Regions from separate parts of the Homo sapiens genome. Here all the other regions are linked to region 3. Evidence: chromatin loops called from intact Hi-C (ENCODE). Cell type or tissue: Caco-2. All regions are shown on one strand.

Evidence for each region. Hi-C counts contacts between places; a loop is a spot of excess contacts. Peaks named below come from ENCODE experiments on the same cell type or tissue, not always from the same donor. Only the 100,000 strongest peaks of a DNase experiment are listed, where the experiment ranks them.
Region 1: it touches region 3 in a loop (12-fold over the local background); 4 of 110 quality-filtered maps call a loop at or near these places.
Region 2: it touches region 3 in a loop (4-fold over the local background); 16 of 110 quality-filtered maps call a loop at or near these places.

The regions. Positions count from the first base shown.
Region 1 is chrX:76,142,600-76,150,599 of GRCh38, reverse strand. No RefSeq gene overlaps it. Among named protein-coding and RNA genes, the nearest start is that of PBDC1, 26 kb to the left of the region's middle. RefSeq lists enhancers at 1,619-2,153, 4,477-5,296. In Caco-2, no CTCF peak of the experiment used is centred here; no DNase peak of the experiment used is centred here; H3K4me3 peaks cover 1,963 bases.
Region 2 is chrX:78,020,649-78,028,648 of GRCh38, reverse strand. ATP7A (ATPase copper transporting alpha) reads right to left here. Exons shown (of 23, transcript NM_000052.7): 14 at 7,570-7,704. Among named protein-coding and RNA genes, the nearest start is that of PGAM4, 55 kb to the right of the region's middle. In Caco-2, a CTCF peak has its summit at 3,739 (motif pointing right); a DNase peak (open chromatin) is centred at 4,108.
Region 3 is chrX:77,891,290-77,899,289 of GRCh38, reverse strand. It overlaps MAGT1 (magnesium transporter 1), which reads left to right and starts at 3,855. Exons shown (of 10, transcript NM_001367916.1): 1 at 3,855-3,981. The coding sequence starts at 3,880. RefSeq lists an enhancer at 3,859-4,108. In Caco-2, no CTCF peak of the experiment used is centred here; a DNase peak (open chromatin) is centred at 3,729; H3K4me3 peaks cover 2,948 bases.

The DNA of each region.
Region 1 (8,000 bases), 1.7 Mb after region 3:
GTGTTGTTATCTTTAAGGCAAAATTAGGAATGCCTTTCTTCTCCAGATATCGGAATATCTGGACACTCCCAAGTCTGGGTCTGTTTAGTAAACGTTATTAATTTGTTCCCTTAACCGTAAACATCTAGAGGCTGGGAATACCTAACTTTCTGGGAATGCAGCCCAGCAAGCCTCAGCTTCATTTTCCTAGCCCTCACTCGGAATGGAGTCGCTCTGGTTCAAACGCCTCTGACAATATCACCCCGTTTTATTTTCTATCACTTACCACTATCTGAAATTAAGTAGATAATTTGTTTACTCTCTGTCCCCACCCACTAGAATGAGAACGCGGCCCTTGCATCCTTACGTGTGTCTGGCATATAAGGGGTGCTCAATGATTATTTGTTTCATGGATGAACAGATTTATGGATGGCTGGGTGGATGACGATCTTAGAAGGGGTTCCAGGGCTAGCTGGCTTTCTGTTTCTCCCACTCAAGCACCCAAGCCCTGACCCACAAAGTAAAGGAACAGGCGAAACTTCTCGCCAAATAGCTTCAAGGCAGAAACTACGCAGCTGGCTTGGGAATTCCGTACAACGCGAACGCGCATGCACAGGCAGGACTGAGCGTGTCCATCTTCGCATTACTCCCGGAGATGACTCTCGGAAACGGTCCGAGGACTAACGTCTTTCTCTTCCTCGCCCTCATTCCTCCCAGTAACGTCCGCTACAAAAGAAACCGTGCACAAAATAAACTCGGGCGGCGGGTAGAAAGGAGACAGCCGAATTCCCTACACCCATGATCAACACGCCCACACCTCCCATCAGGCACGGCGCTCCCGCCTCCCCGAAGAGGCGGTGGAACGTGGTGGTGGGGGGGGTGCTGGGGGAGGGCTGGCGGGGGGAGGGCCGGGGGAAGGAGCGGGGCGGGAACGTCCTTCTGCTACTGCTATGGCTTCCGGGGCAGCACTTCGGCAGACCGCCCGCCTCCCAGTTGCAAATCGACTTCCGGGGCACCCCCACCGGCTGCCCGGTGGGTTCTCTGCTCGAACTTCTGGCGCTTTTCCCTTCCCGTTTATCTTGTTCAGGTCCCTCAGTGGACTGCTCCAGATCTAAAGAGCAGAAATTGGGCCGCAAAGAGAACGTCCTCCCAGACTTTCTCCGTCGCGGTGAAATTATGCCCGTTTGGTGGCAGTATGTATTCACAGATGCGTGCAGCTCTGCTCTTACCCCGCCCTTCGCGTTTAGAAAAAAAGCGCCGTTCCTCAGAGTCAAAACAAAGTTTCTTTCCGCTGTAGAGGCACAGCTTTTAGGGTGGCCTACTAACTCCCGCTTTTTCTTTTCTGAAATCTCTGTGCCAATCTGATGGACAGAAGAGCGACAAAAAATATTTTTAACGTGAGATTCTTTGTTGACTAGCCTGCTTGTAAACTTTCTGACATATGCCTTTTTTTTTTTTTTTTTTTCCATAGGGCTGTGAACCCCTGATATCTGAGAGGTGTCTCAGTCAATTTAGAAAGTTTATTTTGCCAACGTTAAGGACCCGCCCATGACAGCCTCAGGAGGTCCTGACGACACGTGCCCAAGGTGGTCAGGGCACAGCCTGCTTCCATACATTTTAGTGAGACATGAAACATCAATCATTTTATGTAAGATGTAAAGTGGTTCGGTCGGGGAAGGATCTTGTGCTGTGAGAGGATTTGACCTTGGCGTGTGTAATGGTAGATGAGAGCTACAAAATTACAAGTGGCTGAAGACAGTTTACAGGAAATGGTCATAGCTGCCCCTCTCTTTTTTCCCCTCTTAGGAAGTTATTGTTTAGGATCCGAATTCTAATTTGGAGATGCATTCTACAGTGTCTTCTCCATTGCTTTTCCTCCCCAAATTAATCTTGTTGTTTTGTGTGTGCATCTGCGTGAAGAGCTGTACTGTTGTTTTCATAGATACATGAGAGACTGTTTCCTGACCTCCAAAGGGAAAGGGCATTTTGCTCTTCCCAGCAGAAAGGCACCCCTGGGTGACTTGGAGCCCAGTGGGAGTGTCTGGGGGTGTTGACCCCCGTGACAACCAGCAGCCCTACAGGGAACCTACAACAAAATAGTTTTAAAAAGCTCATCCAGGAAATGCCTATTAGAGCTGATCACTTTGCTTTGACCCTCCCATAGGTGCTAGACCTCCAGAGAGAGAAAATGAGACACATAAGGTGGAAATTACTCTGTGGTGACACACTGTGGAGTCCTGCCCACAACCCGGATACTTGGACCCACTCCACTGAAACCTTAGGCCACAGCTAAGTTCCTTCCTTCAAAAAATAAATCTAAGAAAGAGGAAAAACAGGAATGACCTCCTTTCAGGCACTCTGTTGGTTTTATGGCGCCTCTTCTTGCGAATGTTTGTGTAAAATTGACATACTGTGGTCCTTTTCTGCACAATTACGGCAAGGAAAATTCAGATCGCAAAGGTCCACCTGTGAGTATAAAGTTCCTAAGTTCTCTGTGTATGGCTCTGCTTTCTTTTTTGCCTGCATTAAGTCTGCTGTTACATTTCTACTGAGATAAAATCCACCATTTGCATCCATCCATTTCATTTTGTTATTGTTTTTGTAAACCAATGAGTTTGTATTAATATCTCATGACTAGAGTTCTGAAGTAAAAGCTATAGGATTTTTGGTTGTGTGGCAGGGCAGGTCTCACAGCTGAACAGGGAGGCCTCCTTAACAACTGTTTCAGCACTGACTGGTTAAATATTAAAAGCTGAAAGAGCCAGTGCCCTTATACAAAGGCTGGGATTTAACAAAAGCCCACCAAGAATTTTGCCTATGTCCTCCTGGGCCTTGAAGCATGACAAGATAAAGGAATTCTTAACAGGACCCCTTTGGGATTAAACAAGTTTTTATTGGAGGTCTGAAGAAACTCCCCAGACCTCCACAAACAAGTTTTACTGGTGGTCTAAAGGAACTTCTAAAACCTCTATGGATTTACAGCAGACAAGATAAGGGTAATCACCCCAAGCACCTGGACCCATCTAGATTAAGTAAATTTACTGAGGCTCCAGAGGAAGGTCTTCAAAACTGAGAACTTAGTTGTAGATTAAAAGAAGTTAATAACTTATGTCTTTAGATGAATGCAAAGTTATATGTAAACATATAGCTTAAAAGGTATATAAGCTTTGGAAAACTTTGTAATTTTGAGTTGGTCTGACGACAGTCTCTCCACAGGGAGAAGGCCTCGAAAATATTGGCAGACCAAGTAAAAATTACAAAGTTTTCTGAGCTTATATAAACTCTCTTCTTTCCCAGTTCATCTGCATCTCATTACCGGGTAGCAGGAATAAGTAGGCTGACCCTCAGTTTGGACCGGGAACAGCTGTGTAAGTGTGTATGTGTGTGTTTATATGTATGTACACGTATTTTGTTGTGTTTTGGGCCACAAGGTACCACACTGGCTTAACAAGTACTCATAAATTAATTAGCCCAAATGCTTTTCATCTTTATATGACTTAAGTAAAATCTGTCATATGCTTGCTTAAAAATTATTGGTAAACTAATAACAGAAATTTCTTAAAAATTGCCAGCATACATTTTTGCATTTATTAATCAAGCAATTTCATACTTATCAAAATGTGGCACATATACACCATGGAATACCATGCAACCATAAAAAATGATGAGTTCATGTCCTTTGTAGGGACATGGATGAAATTGGAAATCATCATTCTCAGTAAACTATCGCAAGGACAAAAAACCAAACACCGCATGTTCTCACTCATAGATGGGAATTGAACAATGAGAACACATGGACACAGGAAGGGGAACATCACACTCTGGGGACTGTTGTGGGGTGGGGGAAGGGGGGAGGGGGGAGGGACAGCATTAGGAGATATACCTAATGCTAAATGACGAGTTAATGGGTGCAGCACACCAGCATGGCACATGTATACACATATGTAACTAACCTGCACATTGTGCACATGTACCCTGAACCTTTAATAATTAAAAAAAAAATTTGGCATGCGGGTTACAAAACTATAAATCCGGCAAAAACAGAATTTTTGCTTGTATAATTTTTGATAAAAAAATTAATATTGGATTAATGAAAATCGCTAAATATCCAATTATTCAGTAAAATAACCATATATTTAATCTTAAGGCTTTTACTTAGGTAAACACCTGAAATTCACAGGCTATAAAATGGTTGAAAAGGAAATAAAATGACTATCGCAGTTTCATAAATAATCTAGGTAAACTATTAGAAAAAGTAGGTAAATGTAATGAGATAAATGCTTTTAGACAAAACTTGTTATAATTTAGATTCTGAAGTTATAGTAAGATAAGTTATGACATTAACTGGGTATTTTTCAATTTAAAAAATATGGAAAGCTAATCAGAAACTCGAATGCAACCAGTGTGTCTTTATCTACCTATGACCTTCCTAGTCACCTCACCAATTCAAGTTGTCCCACCTTTAGAGACCGAACCAGTATACATCTTACATATTGATGTTTCATGTCTCCCTAAAATGTATGGAAGCAGGCTGTGCCCTGACCACCTTGGGCACGTGTCGTCAGGACCTCCTCAGGCTGTCATGGGCGCGTCCTTAACGTTGGCAAAATAAACTTTCTAAATTGACTGAGACACCTCTCAGATATCAGGGGTTCACAGCCCTATGGAAAAAAAAAAAAAAAAAAAGGCATATGTCAGAAAGTTTACAAGCAGGCTAGTCAACAAAGAATCTCACGTTAAAAATATTTTTTGTCGCTCTTCTGTCCATCAGATTGGCACAGAGATTTCAGAAAAGAAAAAGCGGGAGTTAGTAGGCCACCCTAAAAGCTGTGCCTCTACAGCGGAAAGAAACTTTGTTTTGACTCTGAGGAACGGCGCTTTTTTTCTAAACGCGAAGGGCGGGGTAAGAGCAGAGCTGCACGCATCTGTGAATACATACTGCCACCAAACGGGCATAATTTCACCGCGACGGAGAAAGTCTGGGAGGACGTTCTCTTTGCGGCCCAATTTCTGCTCTTTAGATCTGGAGCAGTCCACTGAGGGACCTGAACAAGATAAACGGGAAGGGAAAAGCGCCAGAAGTTCGAGCAGAGAACCCACCGGGCAGCCGGTGGGGGTGCCCCGGAAGTCGATTTGCAACTGGGAGGCGGGCGGTCTGCCGAAGTGCTGCCCCGGAAGCCATAGCAGTAGCAGAAGGACGTTCCCGCCCCGCTCCTTCCCCCGGCCCTCCCCCCGCCAGCCCTCCCCCAGCACCCCCCCCACCACCACGTTCCACCGCCTCTTCGGGGAGGCGGGAGCGCCGTGCCTGATGGGAGGTGTGGGCGTGTTGATCATGGGTGTAGGGAATTCGGCTGTCTCCTTTCTACCCGCCGCCCGAGTTTATTTTGTGCACGGTTTCTTTTGTAGCGGACGTTACTGGGAGGAATGAGGGCGAGGAAGAGAAAGACGTTAGTCCTCGGACCGTTTCCGAGAGTCATCTCCGGGAGTAATGCGAAGATGGACACGCTCAGTCCTGCCTGTGCATGCGCGTTCGCGTTGTACGGAATTCCCAAGCCAGCTGCGTAGTTTCTGCCTTGAAGCTATTTGGCGAGAAGTTTCGCCTGTTCCTTTACTTTGTGGGTCAGGGCTTGGGTGCTTGAGTGGGAGAAACAGAAAGCCAGCTAGCCCTGGAACCCCTTCTAAGATCGTCATCCACCCAGCCATCCATAAATCTGTTCATCCATGAAACAAATAATCATTGAGCACCCCTTATATGCCAGACACACGTAAGGATGCAAGGGCCGCGTTCTCATTCTAGTGGGTGGGGACAGAGAGTAAACAAATTATCTACTTAATTTCAGATAGTGGTAAGTGATAGAAAATAAAACGGGGTGATATTGTCAGAGGCGTTTGAACCAGAGCGACTCCATTCCGAGTGAGGGCTAGGAAAATGAAGCTGAGGCTTGCTGGGCTGCATTCCCAGAAAGTTAGGTATTCCCAGCCTCTAGATGTTTACGGTTAAGGGAACAAATTAATAACGTTTACTAAACAGACCCAGACTTGGGAGTGTCCAGATATTCCGATATCTGGAGAAGAAAGGCATTCCTAATTTTGCCTTAAAGATAACAACACTGATTCTTGCAAAACATAGTAATTAAGAAAATTAATCCTCTATCACAAACCCTTGTAGCAGAGCACATCTCCTCATATAACAAGCATTGTACCTAGGGTGGACGCATTCCTCCTCTTACTTTTGGGAACGTCCTACTCTGTCTATGGAGTAGCTGCCCTTTCACCACTGTGCTTTCTCAATAAACTTGCTTTTGCTTTGCACTGTGAACTCGCCCTGAATTATTTCTTGCGCGAGATCCAAGAACCCTCTCTTGGGGTCTGGATCAAGACCCCTTTCCTGTAACAATATGACAAAGAAATGCGGTGGATGTTATACCCATTTATACTTGGTGGTCAGACTCGGCTTCTTTCAAAAATGACAGTTGAAGACATTAGGAAGGGTCCTGTATGGCTTTGATGACCTTGATAAGGGTCAAGGCTTCTTCCTGGTTTTGCCTTGTCTCAGGCTTATTAACAGAGACTTAGATCACCACAAAATATTGATAGGTCTGCTGCTTCATTCCCTGCAGTTGCTCCTATACTCTGAAAACTAGCATCAGAGTACAAAATTCTAATAGAAGGACTAAGCGGGGTCAGGAAGTGCCAGCGCTCCAGCGTGAAAAACAAAAGCTGTTAGGTTAGGGCCTTGAGCACTTAGGTTAAAGGCCTTTTTCCACTGACCCCCCCAGGAGCCCAGAGGGATGGGGAAGTCTGGTTTCCTTCTTCTTTGTGGCCTGCCTTCCCTCTGGCCTCCTTGTTCTATGGGTCCTGGGATCTTATCCTTCTGGATTAGGTCATTATGGGGCTTTGCTTTGCTGTAATGGAGCAGCGTGTCACAGACAGACCTCTAGTGCTATCAATGGAAAGCCAGTGGAATTTTAATTCTGAATAAGTGTTTGGAATGGGCCCACGGTGCAGTATCTCCTATGCGGTTTTGGAGGCCTTGTAGAATTGGCACAAGTGACCAGGGCTGTGATAGTTTAAGGAATTCTATGTCTCAGCATGAAGTTAAAACCATGATGACAACGGTGTATAAAACAGTGGGGCTTACTGGTTTCCCTTTTCATCCTCTGAGTGTCCTTTCTGGCCTGTTTCTCACTTTCAGATTTGGGCCCAATTACCTAATTGTGTGAGCTCTATCTCTCTGAGCAAAACTGAAAGTGCAGTTGTGCATAAGGCGGAAGTCCGGGTGGATTGTGTTCTATCCTATTATGTATTAGGCCTATCCGCCTCTTCAGCATGACTGAAGAAATAAGCGTAAACACTGACAACTTATTTCCTCACTCGGATCTCTCCACGCCACCCTCACCAGCAAGGGGAAACCTGTGTTCAGAGGTGGGAAAGGCTAGCAAAAGCCACAGTTTTCTGGCTGGATCATAAAGAATGAACATTGTCTGATCTGGAAACACCCAGGGTCCCTATCCATTTAAACCAAAACATCTTTCTGCCAGGTTTGTAGTCCAAATCTTCCAACTACTCATTTCTCTCAAGCCTTCGTCTCCGTTCACCCTTCTATTTCACAACTTATTTTCTCTCTGCAAGCCTCCAACACTGCCTCCCGACTCCTCACATTCAGCCTCTGACCTTCCTTTCTAATTCGCTGAGAAAATTGCCTGAGAGTCAACCCAAATTAACAAGTCAAAAATCGAACTCTCCCATCTTCCCCTAGAAACCTCCTCCCACTGCAGCGTCCCCCCTCGCCCCACCCCTCACAGTTAAGGCCACTCTTATCCTTCCAATTGTTCATGCTATAGACTTGAGGGTGATCCTTCACGCCACTGTTTTACTCACCCCTCATTTCCATCTGTGAAGAAATCCTTTGAGCTCTCTTGTCAAAATAGATCCAGAATCTGACATCTGACGATGGGAGACATTCATCTCAGGGAAAAGCATAGGTGCCCCTTCTGAGCAGTTTGTCAGATTCGATCTCA
Region 2 (8,000 bases), 130 kb before region 3:
AGCTACTTGCTGGTCTGTGCACGGGCTCACATCTGTAATCCCAGTACTTTTGGAGGCTAAGGCAGGAGGATCATTTGAGGCCAGGAGTTTGAGACCACCCTGGGCAACATGGTAAGACCTCATCTCTACAAAAAAAATTTGTGAAAAATTAGCCAGGTATGGCCGGGCACAGTGGCTCACGCCTGTAATCCCAGCACTTTGGGAGGCCAAGGCAGGTGGATCACCTGAGGTCAGGAGTCCGAGACCTGCCTGGCCAACATGGTGAAACCCCGTCTCTATTAAAAATGCAAAAATTAGCTGGGCATGGTGGCACATGCCTGTAATCCCAGCTACTTGGGAGGCTGAGGCACAAGAATTGCTTGAACCTGGAAGGCAGAGGTTGCAGTGAGCCGAGATCATGCCATTGCACTCCAGCCTGGGTGACAAGAGCGAAACTCGGTCTCAAAAAAAAAAAAAAAATTAGCCAGGGATGGTGGTGCATGCCTGCAGTTGCAGCTACTCGGGAGGCTAAGGTAAGAGAATCGCTTAAGCCCAGAAGTTTGAGGCTGCAGTGAGCCATGATTGCACCACTGCATTCCTGCCTGGGCAACAGAGCGAGACCCTGTCTCAAAAATAAATAAATAAATAAATAAATAAATAAATAAATAAATAAATACCAAAAAAACTTCCCAACAATCCTTTTGTTCAGTGTGTACTAAACAGACATGAATCACTTAAAGAAACTTTTTAATATTACAGTAGTGGGCTGGACACAGTGGCTCATGTCTGTAATCCCATATAATAATATCATATATTGAATAGGGTGTCCTTTCCCCATTGCTTGTTTTGGTCAACTTTGTTGAAGATCAGTTGGTTGTAGGTGTGTGGTTTTATTTCTGGGTTCTCTATTTTGTTCAATTGATCTACATGTCTATTTTTGTATCAATACCATGCTTTTGATTACTATAGCCTTGCAGTATAATTTGAAGTCAGGTAATGTGATGCCTCTAGTTTTATTCTTTTTGCTTAGGATGGCTTTGGCTATTTAGGTTCTTTTTCCATATGAATTTTAGGATTGCTTTTTTAATTCTGTGACAGAGGACATTAGTTTTATAGGAATTGTGTTGAATCTATAGATTGCTTTGGACAGTATGGTAGTTTTAATATTAATGCTTCCAATCCATGGGCATGGAATGTTTTTCCATTTGTTTGTGTCTTCTTCAGTTTCTTTCATCAGTGTTTTATGCTTCTCTCTGTAGAGATCTTTCACCTCCTTGGTTAAATGTATTCCTAGGTATGTTTTGTGTGTGATTATTGTAAATGGGATTGAGTTCTTGATTTAGTTCTCGAGTTGGACGTTGCTGGTGTATAGAAATGCTAATAATTTTTGCATGTTGATTTTATACCCTGAAACTTTACTGAAGTAGTTTATCTGGTCTGGGAGTCTTTTGGAGAAATCTTTATGGTTTTCTAGGTATAGAATCATGTCATCAGGAACAGAGATTTTTTTTTTTTTTTTGAGACGGAGTTTTGTTCTTGTTGCCCAGGCGGCAGTTCAATGGCGTGATCTAGGCTCAGTGAAACCTACACCTCCTGGGTTCGAGCAATTCTCTTCCCTCAGTCTCGCAAGTAGCTGGGATTACAGGTGCGTGCCACCATGCCTGGCTAATTTTTGTATTTTTTAGTAGAGATAGGGTTTCACCATGTTGGCCAGGCTGGTCTTGAACTCCCAACCTCAGGGGATCCACCCGCCTCGGCCTCCCAAAGTGCTGGGATTACAGGCATGAGCCACCGCGCCCGGCCGAAATGCATTAACTTCATTGTTTACCCAAAAGTTATTCAGGAGTTGGTTGTTTAGTCTCCCTGTACTTGTGTGGCTTTTAGAGTTCCTCTTGGTATTGATTTCTAATTTTATTCCACTGGAGTCTAGGAAGACGCTTGATCTGATCTAGTTGTTTTTTAATTTATTGAGACTTGCTTTATGATCAAGCCGATGATCAATGTTAGGGAATGTACCATGTTCATATGAGAAGAATATATACTCTGTGGTTATTGAGTGGAGTATTCCGTAGATATCTATTAGGGCCATTTGGTTGAGAATCCAATTTAAGTGCAGAGTTTCTTTGCTAATTTTTGTCCTTGATGATCTCTCTAGTGCTGTCAGTGGGGTACTGAAGTCCTCCACTATTATTGTATGGCAGTCTACCTCTTTTTGTAGGTCTAGCAGTATTTGTTTTATAAATCTGGATGCTCCAATGTTGGGTGCATATGTATTTAAGATAGTTAAATCTTCTTGTTGAATTGAGATCTTTATCATTTTGTAGTGCCCTTCTTTGCCTTTTTTTAAAACTATTGTTGATTTAAACTCTGTTTTATGTAATACAAGAATAGCAACCCCTGCTCTTTGTTTTCCATTTGCATGATAGATCTTTCTCCATCCCTTCACCTTCAACCTATGAGTTATTACCTTTGAGATGGGTCTCTTGATGACAGCAAAAGGATGGATCTTGTTTTTTTATTCCAATTTGCCACTCTATGTCTTTTAAGTGGAGTATTTAGGCCATTTACATTCAAGTTTAATATTGATATATGAGTTTTTGTTCCTTATGGTAGTGTTTGCTAGTTTCTTTGTAGTCTCAATTGTGTAATTGCTTTATAGGGTCTGTGAGCTTTGTATTTATATATGTTTTTGTGGTAGCAAGTATCATTCTTTTGTTTCCATGTTCAGAACTTCTCTGAACATTTCTTATAGCTCTGGTCTGGTGGTGATGAATTTCCTTACTGTTTGCTTGTCTGAGGAAGACTTTGTTTCTACTTCATGTATGAAGCTTAATTTGGCAGGATATGAAATTCCTGGTTGCCAGTTTTTTTTTTCTTTAGGGAAACTAAAAATAGGCTCTCAATCACTTCCAGCTTGTAACATTTCCACTGAGAAGTCTGCTGTTAGCCTGATGGGTTTTGCTCTGTAGGTAATTTGGCCCTTTTCTGTAGCTGCCTTTAAGATATTTTTCTTTTGCATTGACTTTGGATATTCTAATGCCTGTGTGCCCTGAGGATGGTCATCTTGTATAGTGTCTTGCAGGAGTTCTCTGGATTTGAAATTTCTTTACTGAATTTTTCAGTTCCAGCAGTTCCATTTGTTTTTTTTCTTAATATGGCTACCTCGTCTTGCATATCCTGAATCGTTTTTCTGGTTTCTTTACATTGGATTCCAACTTTCATTTGGATCTCATTGAGGTTTCCTTGCAATCCATATTTTAAATTACTTATCTGTCTGCTTAGGATCCGTTGCTAGAGAGCTATTACAATCGTTTGGCGGTGTGAAAACACTTTTTGTACTGCTAGAGTTCTTGCACTGATTCTTTCCCATCCAAGGGAACTTTTGCTTCCTGTTTTTGAATTTGCTATCATTTCCAAGGGACGTTTTCTTTCCTTCTTTTTTTTCCCTTGGGTGCTTTACTGTGGTGCATGTTGTGTGTGATCATTTAGCTTTGTTTTTGGTGCTTTCAGGGGTCCAAGGTGCTGTACAGATTACTTGGTTGTGGATAGCTTCTATGCCATAGCTTTCTCAGATGCTGCTTTTTGTAGTGAGGTATTAGCCATTAGAGCTAACAATCTCCTATAGGGTTTAGGGTGCAGAGGTCCCTGTGGACTTATCTTAAGGGCTAGAACTAAGCCCTTCTGTTAGCAGATTTTAAATTTTATGATGCAGTTCAGGATACACACCAGTAGATGGCACTCAAGAGTAAGAGACAGCAGGTAGGTTGGTGCCAGGTAGAAGCACCTGCCCTGATGCAGGGGTGGTGGGAAGAGATTATATTAGGGTGCACTCGCACTCCTGATCCTGTGCCAGCAAGAACATGATCAGCTTCTCTTTTGTGCCCTTGTTATAGGGCTCCTGACCTTCATTTCATAAGGACTTTGTCCTTTGGTTCCCATGAGTATGCCCCTCTGATAGCTACCACTAAAATGGGTTTGGGTTAGTCTTTTCCCCCAGACCAAAGCAGGCAACTCAGTGATTTGTCTGTCCCTCCTTGCTGGGACAGTGCCACTCTGTCGGGAGAGGGAGTTGAGCCTCGCCCTTGGAAAAAACCCAAGCGGCACGTGACTCACTTGCAGTAGGGGTGGAGCCACCATGAAAAGCATGAAATATGCTTTGTCCAAGTGTGCGCTAGCTGGCCCCTGGTGGGAAATAGCACTGCTGCATCCGCAGCACTGTAGGTGTGGGGGAAGGGTGTGGCAGGAGATGATCTTCTCTCCATGTCTAACCCTAATCCTATCTACCATACTGTCCAAAGCAATCTATAGATTCAACACAATTCCTATAAAACTACTAATGTTCTCTGTCACAGAATTTAAAAAGCAATCCTAAATTTCATATGGAAAAAGAACCTAAATAGCCGAAGCAATCCTAAGCAAAAAGAATAAAACTAGAGGCATCACATTACCCGACTTCAAATTATACTAAAAGACTATAGTAATCAAAACAGCGTGGTATTGATACAAAAATAGACACGTAGATCAACTGAACAAAATAGAGAACCCAGAAATAAAGCCCACACCTACAACCAACTGGTCTTCAACAAAGTTGACAAAAACAAACAATGGGGAAAGGACACCCTATTCAATATATGGTGCTGGGAAAACTAGCTAGCCATATGCAGAAGAATGAAACTGGACTCATATCTCTCACCATATAAAAAAATTAACTCAGGATAGATTGAAGACTTAGATGTAAAACCTCAAACTATAAAAACCCCAAGAAAACCTGGGAAAAACTCTTCTAGACATTATCCTAGGGAAAGAATTTATGACTAAGACCTCAAAAACAATTGCAACAAAACCAAAAATTAATAAAGGAGATTTAATTAAACGAAAGAGCTTCTGCACAACAAAAGAAACAATCAACAGAATAAACACAGAACCTACAGAATGGGAGAAAATATTTGCAAAGTATGCATCCAACAAAGGACTAATATCTAGACTCTATATGAAACTTAAATCAACAAGGATAAAACAACCCTATTTAAAAGTGGGCAAAGGGCATAAATAGACACCTCTCAAAAGAAGACATACAAGTGATAAAAAAAAACACATGAAAAAATACTCAACATCACTAATCATCAGGGAAATGCAACTTAAAACCACAATGAAATACCCCTTCACACCAGTCAGAATGGCTATAATTAAAAAAATCAAAAAATAACAGATGTTGGCAACGATGCAGAGAAAAGGGAACACTTATATACTGTTGGTGGGAATGTAAATCAGTTCAACCTCTACGGAAAACAGTCTGGAGATTTCTCCAAGAACTTAAAATATAACTACCATTTAACCCAGCAATCCCACTACTGGATATCTACCCAAAGGATTTTCTTATATTTATTTTAAATTGTTTTATCAAAAGACAACTGCATGTGTGTGTTTATCACAGCACTCTTCACAATAGCAAAGACATGGAGTCACCCAGGTGCCCATCAATGGTGGACTGGATAAAGGAAATGTAGTACATATACACCATGGAATACTATGCAGCCATAAAAAAAGAAATCATGTCCTTTGAGTAGCATAGGTGAAGCTGGAGGCCATTATCCTAAGTGAGTTAACGTAGGGACAGAAAATCAAATACTACATGTTCTCACTTATAAGCAGGAGCTAAACAATGGCTACACATGGACATAAAGATGAAATCAATGAGCAGTGGGGCCTCCAAAAGGTGAGAAGAAGGGAGGGGGGCAAGGGATGAAAAACTACTTATTGAGTACTATGTTCACTGTTTGGGAGATGGGGTCACTATAAGCCTAAACCCCAGCATCACCCAATATACCCATGTAATAAACAATATATCCACGGGCCGGGCACAGTGGCTCATGCCTGTTATCCCAGCACTTTGGGAGGCCGAGGCAGGTGGATCACCTGAGGTCAGGAATTTGAGACCAGCCTGACCAACATGGCGAAACCCCATCTCTACTAAAAATACAAAAATTAGCCGGGCATGGTGACATAAGCCTGTAATCCCCGCTACTCAGGAGGCTGAGGCATGAGAATCACTTGAACCTGGGAGGTGGAAGTTGCAGTGAGCCGAGATCGTGCCACTGCACTCCAGCCTGGGCAACAGAGCAAGACTCTGTCGCAATAAATAAATAAATAAATAAATAAATAAACAAACAAACAAACAAACATGCACATGTACCTCCTGAATAAAAAATAAAATAAATAAATACAACAAAGTAAGACTTTATTTACTTTGAGTAGGAGTCTCGCTCTGTTGCCCAGGCTGGAGTACATTAGTGCCATCATGGCTCACTGCAGCTCTTATCAGTAACAGTTTTACAGTGTTAGGTTAAGTTCTCAAATACTTAAATATTCATCCAAGAATTATAGATCTATATAGAAACACAGCTGGAAGGGGCTTTCATAGATTTCTAGGCTTATGCTTCCATAAACTTCACATATGTATACATGTTGTTATAGAAAAAGAACAGATTCTTGTCACACGACCAGGAAAAGATTAGGTCTGCAGACACTTTGAAGGGCGAGGGGAAAGGAATTTATTGGCCAAAAAGGAAAAAGGAAAAACAACTCAACAAAATGAGATTGAGTCCTGTTAACAGGCTCTCCACCTCACCGACTGAACCCCAGGTACCACCCAGGAACAGGTCAGTCCAGACTCCTTCCCTATACAAACGGGGTGAACTTCCAGGGGCCCCACCCCATCCTCCCAGTGCGTAGGTGGACATTATTTAGAAAGAATCAGTCGGGGGTAGGGGAGTAGGGCAGGCTTCATCTGGGACCAGCAGTCCGGTTTTTCAACCTTCAGGATGTTTTAGGCTTGAAAGTTTTCAACCTTCAGGGGTTTCGCAGGGGGACCCTTGGCTGTCACCTGCATCTGTCAATATGTTAGATGCTTTCACCTATACTAATTCCAATCCTGTATCTTAGGTACTATTTTCCCTATTTTACAGATAAGAGAACTGAGGATAGTAAAACTTACATGACTTAAAGTTTATATATCTAATTTGAGGCACAGTCCAGTTCTGCTTTACCACTTTACAACACCATAGACAGCATCAGAGAACTAGATGAGTAGACACTAATAATATCTTATATTTGTAAAGCATTTAATAAGTTACAAATTATTTCTAATATATTATTTAACCTTCACAACAACCTTAAGTTACACAAAATGGGTATTATTAAAACCTCACTTTATAGTTGAGGAAACTGAAGCTCAGAGAGCAATTAAGTAGTCTAAGATCATATTGACAGTAAATGACAGAGCTGAAATCCTGAGGTTTTCCTCAATATATCTATAGTCCTCTGTGAAAGCAAAACCATGTCAGAAATGAGACTAAGCATAACATGTAAAAGTTTGGTATTTGCTTTTGGAAAATCACCAGTCATAATAAAATTTTTTTTCCAAAAGGAAATTTTTTATATTTATAAAAATGCAAATATTATTCTTATCACTCTCCCACTCCAAACCTTTAAAGATCCTGGTAATTATTAAAGTTATTTCCAATGAATTACTAATGCAAAAGACTCACAAATTGTTCTGCATATAGTAACGAGTTATTACAAGTCACTTACAGGAAAGTAGGTTTCCACAATTTCAAAATTCAGAAATCCAATTACAATCCATACCAAGAGGGTGGCAATGGAAACAAAAACAATAAAAGGAACAAAATAGCCACTGAGTTTGTCTGCAAACTGCTGGATAGGAGCCTAGAATTAAAAATAACAACAATAATAAGAAGAAGAAGCATATCAAAGTCTTTTCTGATACTGAATGCAGAGTATATTTAGTAGTTAGCACAAATAGAAATATTTTAACAAACTTCATGTTAATGGCCAGGTGTGGTGGCTCACACCTGTAATCCCAACACTTTGAGAGACTAAGGCAGGATGATAGCTTGAGTCCAGGAGTTCGAGACCATCCTGGGCAACTTAGGGAGACCCTGTTTCTATAAAAAAAAATTTTTTTAATTAGCTGGGTGTGGTGGCATGTGCCCACACACAGT
Region 3 (8,000 bases):
CTCCTTGAAGCCAGGTTTAGAGCTCTATAGAGGGCAGCCGAGAGACAGATCTTCGACCGAATCGTCTAAGGAACTAGCTTCAAAATGGCGTTCAAGTTCCACAAGCTTCGGTTTAGTATCTCCACACTAGCTCTTTCTTCTTTCTGTTCCCCCAAAACTTCCTTTACTTCTCTCATTTTTTTTGTCTGCTATTACTACTATACTAATTGGCTTAGCTTTTAGTTTTCAAATAACGTCAAGTTTAGAGAAAAGTTGCAAGAACAGTAAAAACTTCTGTAATATGTAGATAAATACGTGATAAAATAACTTTGGAAAGCTATTGGCCGGGCGCGGTGGCTCACGCCTGTAATCCCAGCACTTTGAGAGGCCAAGGTGGGCGGATCACGAGGTCGGAGTTCGAGACCAGCCTGGCCAAGATGGTGAAACCCCGTCTCTACTAAAAATACAAAAATTAGCCGGCGTGGTGGCGCGCGCCTGTCATCCCAGCTACTCAGGAGGCTGAGGCAGAATAATCACTTGAACCCGGGAGGCGGAGGTTGCAGTGAGCCGAGAACGTGCCACTGGACTCCAGCCTGGGCGACAGAGCGAGACTACGTCTCAAAAAGAAAGAAAGAAAAGAAAGCTGTTAGGCCTGGCGCGGTGGCTCACGCCTGTAATCCCAGCACTTTGGGAGGCCGAGGTGGGCGGATCACGAGGTCAGGAGATCGAGACCATCCTGGCCAACATGGTGAAACCCCATCTCTACTAAAAATACCAACAATTAGCTGGGCGTGGTGGCATGTGCCTGTAATCCCAGCTACTCTGTAGACTGAGGCGGCAGAATCGCTTGAACCAGGGAGTCGGAGGTTGCAGTGAGCCAAGATACCACCACTGCACTCCAGCCTGGTGACAGAGCAAGACTCCGTCTCAAAAAAAAAAAAGAAAAGAAAAGAAAAGAAAAAAAAGAAAGAAAAGAAATGGCAACACGGCAAAACCCCGTCTCTACTAATATACAAAAAATTAGCTGGGCATGGTGGCACATGCTTCTAATCCCAGCTACTCGGGAGGCTGAGGCATGAGACTTGCTTGAACCGGGGAGGCGGAGGTTACAGTGAGCCAAGATCGCACCACTGCACTCTAGCCTGAGACCTGTCCCAAAACAAAAAAAATAAAATACATACAGTTCAGTGGCATTAATGGCATTCACATTGTTGTGCAACTATCACCATTATTCATCTCTAAGACTTTTTCATCGTGTAAAACTAAATGCTTTGATTATACATTTTGACTATTGAAAATATTAACATTATTCCAAAAGTCAAAACTAAACAGACTAGTGTACTTAGAGAAGTGTCATTCCCTCCCCTAACTGTTGCATTCCATTTCCACCAATTCCTATAGGTAACCGATTTCATTACTTTCTGGTTTATCTTGTGTGTTTCCTTTTGCAAAAATAGGCAAATACCTGTATGTTTTCTTATTTCTCTATTTTATACAAATGTAGCATAAAAATCCATTATCATTTTACATAAGTCTTCCTCATTCCTTTTTTACAGCTGCAAAATCTGTGGTGTATATGTGCTATAGTATATTCAGTCAATCTCCTATGTTGGAATATTTAGGTAGTTTCAAGAATATTTCAATTTCAATAATGCTGAAATGAATAACTTTGTGCACACATATTTTCATATTGCTGGATGTCTCTCTCCAAGGTAGGTTACTAGAAGTGGGATTGCTGGATTAAAGGATAAATATATGTGTAGTTTTTTTAGATATTGCCAAATTATAGATGTTGTAACGTTTTGCCTTCCCACCAGCAACGTATTAATATAAAGGGTGCCTGACTCCCCACAGCCTTGCTAATAGCATGTAGTGTCAAGCTTTTGGATTTTTGCCAATATGATAGGTAAGATATCCCTTTTAAACTTTAAAATTTTTATTTTTAAAACATACACATAGTAAAATTCACTTTTTGGTGTACAGTTCTATGCGTTTTGACAAATGCATACAATTGTGTCACCACCACCACAATTAAGGACAGAATAGCTCTAGCATCATAAAAACACCCTTGTTTGACCTCTTTGTGATCAACCCTTTTCCCTACCCCTAGCCCCTGGCAGCCACTAATCTGTTCTCTGTACCAATGAGTTTGCCTTTTCCAGAATGTCATATATAGATTGAATCATACAGTATGTCTCAGTGTACTTTTATTTTGCATTTTTTCTTTTTTCTTTCCTTTTTTTTTTTTTTTGAGATTGAGTTTCGCTCTTGTTGCCCAGGCTGGAGTGTGATAACACGATTTCAGCTCACTGCAAACTCCGCCTCCAGGGTTGAAGCGATTCTTCTGCCTCAGACTCCCATGTAGCTGGGATTACAGGCCTGCGCCACCACACCGGGCTAATTTTTAAATTTTTAGTAGAGACGGGGGTTTTGCCATGTTGGTCAGGCTGGTCTTGAACTCCTGACCTCAGGTGATCCACCCACTTCGACTTCCCAAAGTGCTGAGATTACAGGCATGAGCCATCGCACCCGGCCTGCATTTTCTTAATATAAGTTTCCATAAATGATTTAACTTTTTTTCACATCTGTATTTCACATCTCTTCACTTCGGAACCAGCTATTTTTCTTTCCATCCCATCTCCTTGTCTCTCCAACATACTGAAATTAATTTCCTGGTTTTTTTATCCAGTAGCGCCTAAAATAATAGTCATATAATATTTTCCACACCATCAAAATAAATCCAAATTGTAGGCAGATTGATTTTATCTTGTTGGTGTTTTCCTTCTTTACAACCTTACTTTTGTACCCATCCCCCAAACAAAATAATGAATAAAAAGAAGGAATTTGCTGTCTATAACCTGCAATTAAAGTCCTTGTTGGTGCTTTAAATATTAAGTCAAGGAGTTTAACTGAAAAAACAAACAAAAAAAGCCGGCCGGGCTTGGTGGCTCACGCCTGTAATCCCAGAACTTTGGGAGGCCGAGGCGGGCGGATCACCTGAGGTCAGGAGTTCGAGACCAGCCTGCCCAACATGGCGAAACCCCGTCTCTACTAAAATACAAAAAATTAGCCAGGCGTGATGGCGGGCGCCTGTAATCCCAGCTACTCGGGAGGCTGAGGCAGGAGAATCGCTTGAACCCGGGAGGCGTAGGTTGCAGTGAGCCGAGATGGCGCCACTGCACGCCAGCCTGGGCTACAAGAGCGAAATTCCATCTCAAAAAAAGCCATAAATAAACAAAAACTTTAAAAAATAATCTTTGATGTCCTCTTTTTTCAGCGCTCCTGGCAGTTTCTAGGACACAATAGGTATTCAACAAGCTCTTGTTCATATTTACCTTTAAAAATTTCCCTCAGTGGTATTAGGTATATTTTTGCTTTCCTACTTTTATTTTTTCACTTTGAAGTACTTTGGAGGCAGGATAACGGACTAAATAGCTCTTATCCCTCACGCGGCTAGGTCCCATTTTTCTAGAATATTACATGAAGGCGGCGAATTTCAAGGACTTCTAAATGAGTCTTTGAAAGATTCTGTTCTAGCAACTTCAAGCCATTTTGGACTCCGAAAACTCCGCAATATTTCACAACTGCGCATGCGTGCTTGGAAAGCGTCAGCGCGCTAGATGTTTACGTATCGAGAAAGGGGCGGGTCATTATCTTTAGCGGACCAATGAAAACGCTCCAGATTATCTTTTTTCTATTGGCCGACCGGGGCCAATTAGAAATCAACCTTCTTTTAGCGGGCGTGTAGCGCCAGCGCGCTGTGACGTAATGTGAGGGGTCTCCCGGCAGGGCTGAGCTGGACCAATGAGGAAAGGCAAGGGGCCGATTTGCCTGTTCTCACGCCCCACCCTCAGACCTAGCCGGAGCAAAGTTTCACTTATAGAAGGGAGAGGAGCGAACATGGCAGCGCGTTGGCGGTTTTGGTGTGTCTCTGTGACCATGGTGGTGGCGCTGCTCATCGTTTGCGACGTTCCCTCAGCCTCTGCCCAAAGAAAGAAGGAGGTGAGAACGCGGTTTCCAGCAGCATGGGCTTTTCCCAATGACTGGGGCTTAAGAGGGTCTGTTCGCCTCTTCCCAGCCCCCTTTCCCTGCCGCTTCTATGCCTTTGGTGGCTTCAATTACGCGGTTTTCGGAGTTGTGGAATTCGTGAGAGAAGGAACTGTAACTCTTTGTCTTCTGGGGATGTAGAATCTGAGAGTGGAGTAGCGTAGGTGACAGCCCGACTTCTACAGTCTTGTGAATGTGCATAGCTATGAGTTTTGACACTTTTGAGTGTGGGCCCCGTCAGGTGTTGGGGGTGGGGAGTTCGACTTTAGATCCCAGGAGTAGGATATCTGAGACTCTATACTGCTGGCCGATGTAACTCCCTGAATGATGTGTAAGAGTTCTCTATTTTCTAGCATTTTCATTTCAGGAGTGTGAGAGTTAGACCAAAGAGTGAAATTATGCCAGATTTATTACTTTGTCCAAATAATTGTTTCAAGGCAATTTACCAGATTGAAAGCTCCTAACCATTTTCAATCATTCCACAAATGTAAGCATGCTAGGCAATGTTCTAGGCACTTGATATACATAAATGAACAAAACTAAGATCTTGTGGAACTCATAGGCTTTAGGAAGTGGAGGAGATACAGTATTCTCACCATTAAGCAATCCAGGTAGAGGAATTTTAACAATGCGTTTTCAAACGTTTGTGATTTGGAGTCCTATACTCTTAGGACTTTAAGACTACTAGCAATTACTTATACCCTCTAATTTTATAGATGAGAAAAAGAGTCTTAAATTTAGAAAATGAACGAGGACTCAAACCCTACGTCAGTCATTCTAACTCTATTTCCTGTACATTCTGTGCTTCCTCTAATAGAGAAAAACTGTGCACATACTCTAAAAATACCAGTTAAGCACTTCAGATACTTGTCTACTTGAGCTGAATTAAGAAAGAAAGCTATCTTCTCTATGTTTCTAAGTATTTGAACTATTCCATAAGAAGAAAAACTAAGCTAGGAAGTTAAACTTAATGAGTTGCTTATTAGATTGGCAAAGAGTACAATAAAAATATACAATTGTCAAAAGTATCGTGAAGTGAGCAGGCTCAGACACTGAAACTAGAAATTGATGTCCTTCTTTGGGAGGATCCTAAGCTATGGTTATGTGGAAAAGAAGATGCAGAGCAATGCATAATTTTATGTCTTAGAAATTTTTTATGTTAAAAACAACAGCATCCCCTATATATAAGTATATGTGTATGTATAGAGAAATCTCTGTAAGGATACATGACAATACCTTAACAGTGGCTATCTCTAGGCAGTTGGGATTATCGATGAGGGGAACGTTTTCACGTTTTACTTTACATGCTGGTATTGCTGGTATTACCTGAATTTCCACGATGACCACTTTTTTTTTTTTTTGAGACCGGGTCTCGCTCTGTTGCCCAGGCTGGAGTTCAGTGGTGGGATCATGGCTCACTGCAGCCTCGACTTCCTGGGCTCTAGTGATCCTCTCACCTCCACCTCCACCTCCCGAATATCTAGGACTACCGGCATGTGCCACAATATCCCTGGCTACTTTTTTATCTTTTTGTAGAAACGGAGTCTCTCTGTGTTGACAGGCTAGTCTCAAACTCCTGGGCTCAAGTGTTGCTTCCGCCTTGGCCTCCCAAAGTGTTGGGATTACAGGTGTGAGCCACTGTGCCTAGTCCACTTATTCTTTTTAATTAAAAAGTGAAGGCTTTTTAAAACTTAGCATTTCTACCAGTGAAATTATATTTATTCATTGACTCTCTCACTGAACTGGAAGCACAACAGCCTAGCTGAAAATAGGTTTTGTTTTTTTTTTAAAGGAATCAGCACTGAATTGTATACTTTAAAATGGTCAATATGGTGAATTTTATGTTAAGGCAATAAATTACATGCCTTCCTTGATCTTTCTGTACTCTCTTGGAAGTACATTCACCCTTTTCATGCATGTACAAGACTTATGCGAGAATATCTTCCTTTTCTCTTACCCCACCCTTTCATTCACCTGAAGATTCCTACTCTTCAAGTCTTAGCTCAAACAGTATCTTCTTTCTTCCTCGGCTAAAGTTTTCTTGGTGCCTCCAGGTGAACTGAGATGAATTCAGCACAGCATATAGTCATTGTAGGTATGTATGTATTTATTTGGAGACAGGGCCTCTTACACAGGCTGCATGCTGTGCAATGGCACTATCATGACTCACTGCAGCCTCTACTTCCTGGGGTCAAGTGATCCTCCCACCTTGGCCTCCCAAAGTGCTGAGATTACAGGAGCGAGCCTCCATGCCTGACCTGTATTGTCCTTGTTTATATGCCAGTCTTTGCCCTAACACTGTAAGCATCTTGAATGCAAAAACTTCTTAATTTTTCTTTACCTCACATCCAGCATTTTCTGTCAAAATGTCCTCAACAAACATCAGATTAACTGTGTACTTATATAAAATCAGGAATCTGTTCTTTCTTTTTATAAATGTATATATATATTTAAAAAAATTTTTTTTCAGACAGGGTCTCACTCTGTTGCCAAGGCTGGAGTGTAGTGGCATGATCATAGCTCAGTACAGCCTTATGACCTCACTGGGCTCAGGTGATCCTCCCACCTAAGACTTCCCAGCTGGGACTACAGGCATGTGCCACCATGCCTAGTTAATTTTTATATTTTTTGTAGAAATGGGGTTTTGCTGTGTTGTCCAGGCTGGCCTTGAACTCCTGGACTCAAGTGATCTACCCACCTTGGCCTCCCAAAGTGCTGGGATTACAGGCATGAGCCACTGTGTTCAGCCGGGAATCTGTTCTTTCAGTTGTAGGTTTTCTTAGATTTCACAACATAAAATTGGATTTTCTCATCAGTAAGCATGGAATTTATATAGGCTGCTAAAGATGATTTAGTTTTTCCTCCTTCCCTCTCTGAGAATGGTTTAGGCTGTCTTTAAAAAGACTACTATGATACTCCTTAGACACAGTTTCAAAATATGGGTGTTCTGTTGCAGAACATTTTTTTGTCAATTTTTGAAAACATTATTTAAAAAAATTCCAGGTCTATCTACTATAATAAATTTGACTTTAAATAATAGGGTAATGTCTGATCTTAAAATCTATTTTTTGCTGGGTGCAGTGGCTCACGCCTGTAATCCCAGCACTTTGGGAGGCCGAGGCGGGTGGATCACTTGAGGTCAGGAGTTCAAGACCAGGCTGGCCAACTTGGGGAAACCCCGTCTCTACTAAAAATACAAAAAAAATTAGCCAGCCAGGGTGGCACATGCCTGTAGTCCCAGCTACTCAGGAGTCTGAGGCATGAGAATCGCTTGAACAAGAGAGCGAGACTCTGTCTCAAAAAAAAAAAAAGTGTGCATATATGTATATTCTTTTTAAAAGATACCTCCCCTAAATAAATATGATTAAAAATCACTCAAGTTCCTCATAGTTGTCTATTGCTAAATGGAATGCTACCCTGCTTATTATTTATACCTTTAACAATGTTTTCATTGGAACGTGGACTTATTTTTCTTTTTAAATTTTTAAAAATGTTTTGTGGAGACCGGGTCTCACTATGTTGACCAGGCTGGTTTCAAACTCCTGGCCTCCAGCAATCCTCCTGCTTTGACCTCCTAAAGTGACAGAATTACAGGCGTGAGCCACTGAGCCCAGCCATTTATTCTCTGATATTTATCGAATGCATTCTACATGCCAGGCACTATAGTTTACACTCATTATCTATAATACACACATTAACATTGCAGAGTAAGTATTAACCCCTTCGAAAGATAAGGGGACTTTAAAGATGAGGGGACTGGCCAGGCATGGTGGCTCATGCCTATAATCCCAGAACTTTGGGAGGCTGAGGTGGGAGGATCCCTTGAGGTGATGGGAGGATCCCTTGAGGCCAAGAGTTTGAGCCCAGCCTGAACAACATAGCCAGACTCATCTCTACCCACCCCAGATAGATAGATAGATAGATAGATAGATAGATAGATAGATAGATGAGGGAACTGACAGTAAGCAAGAGGG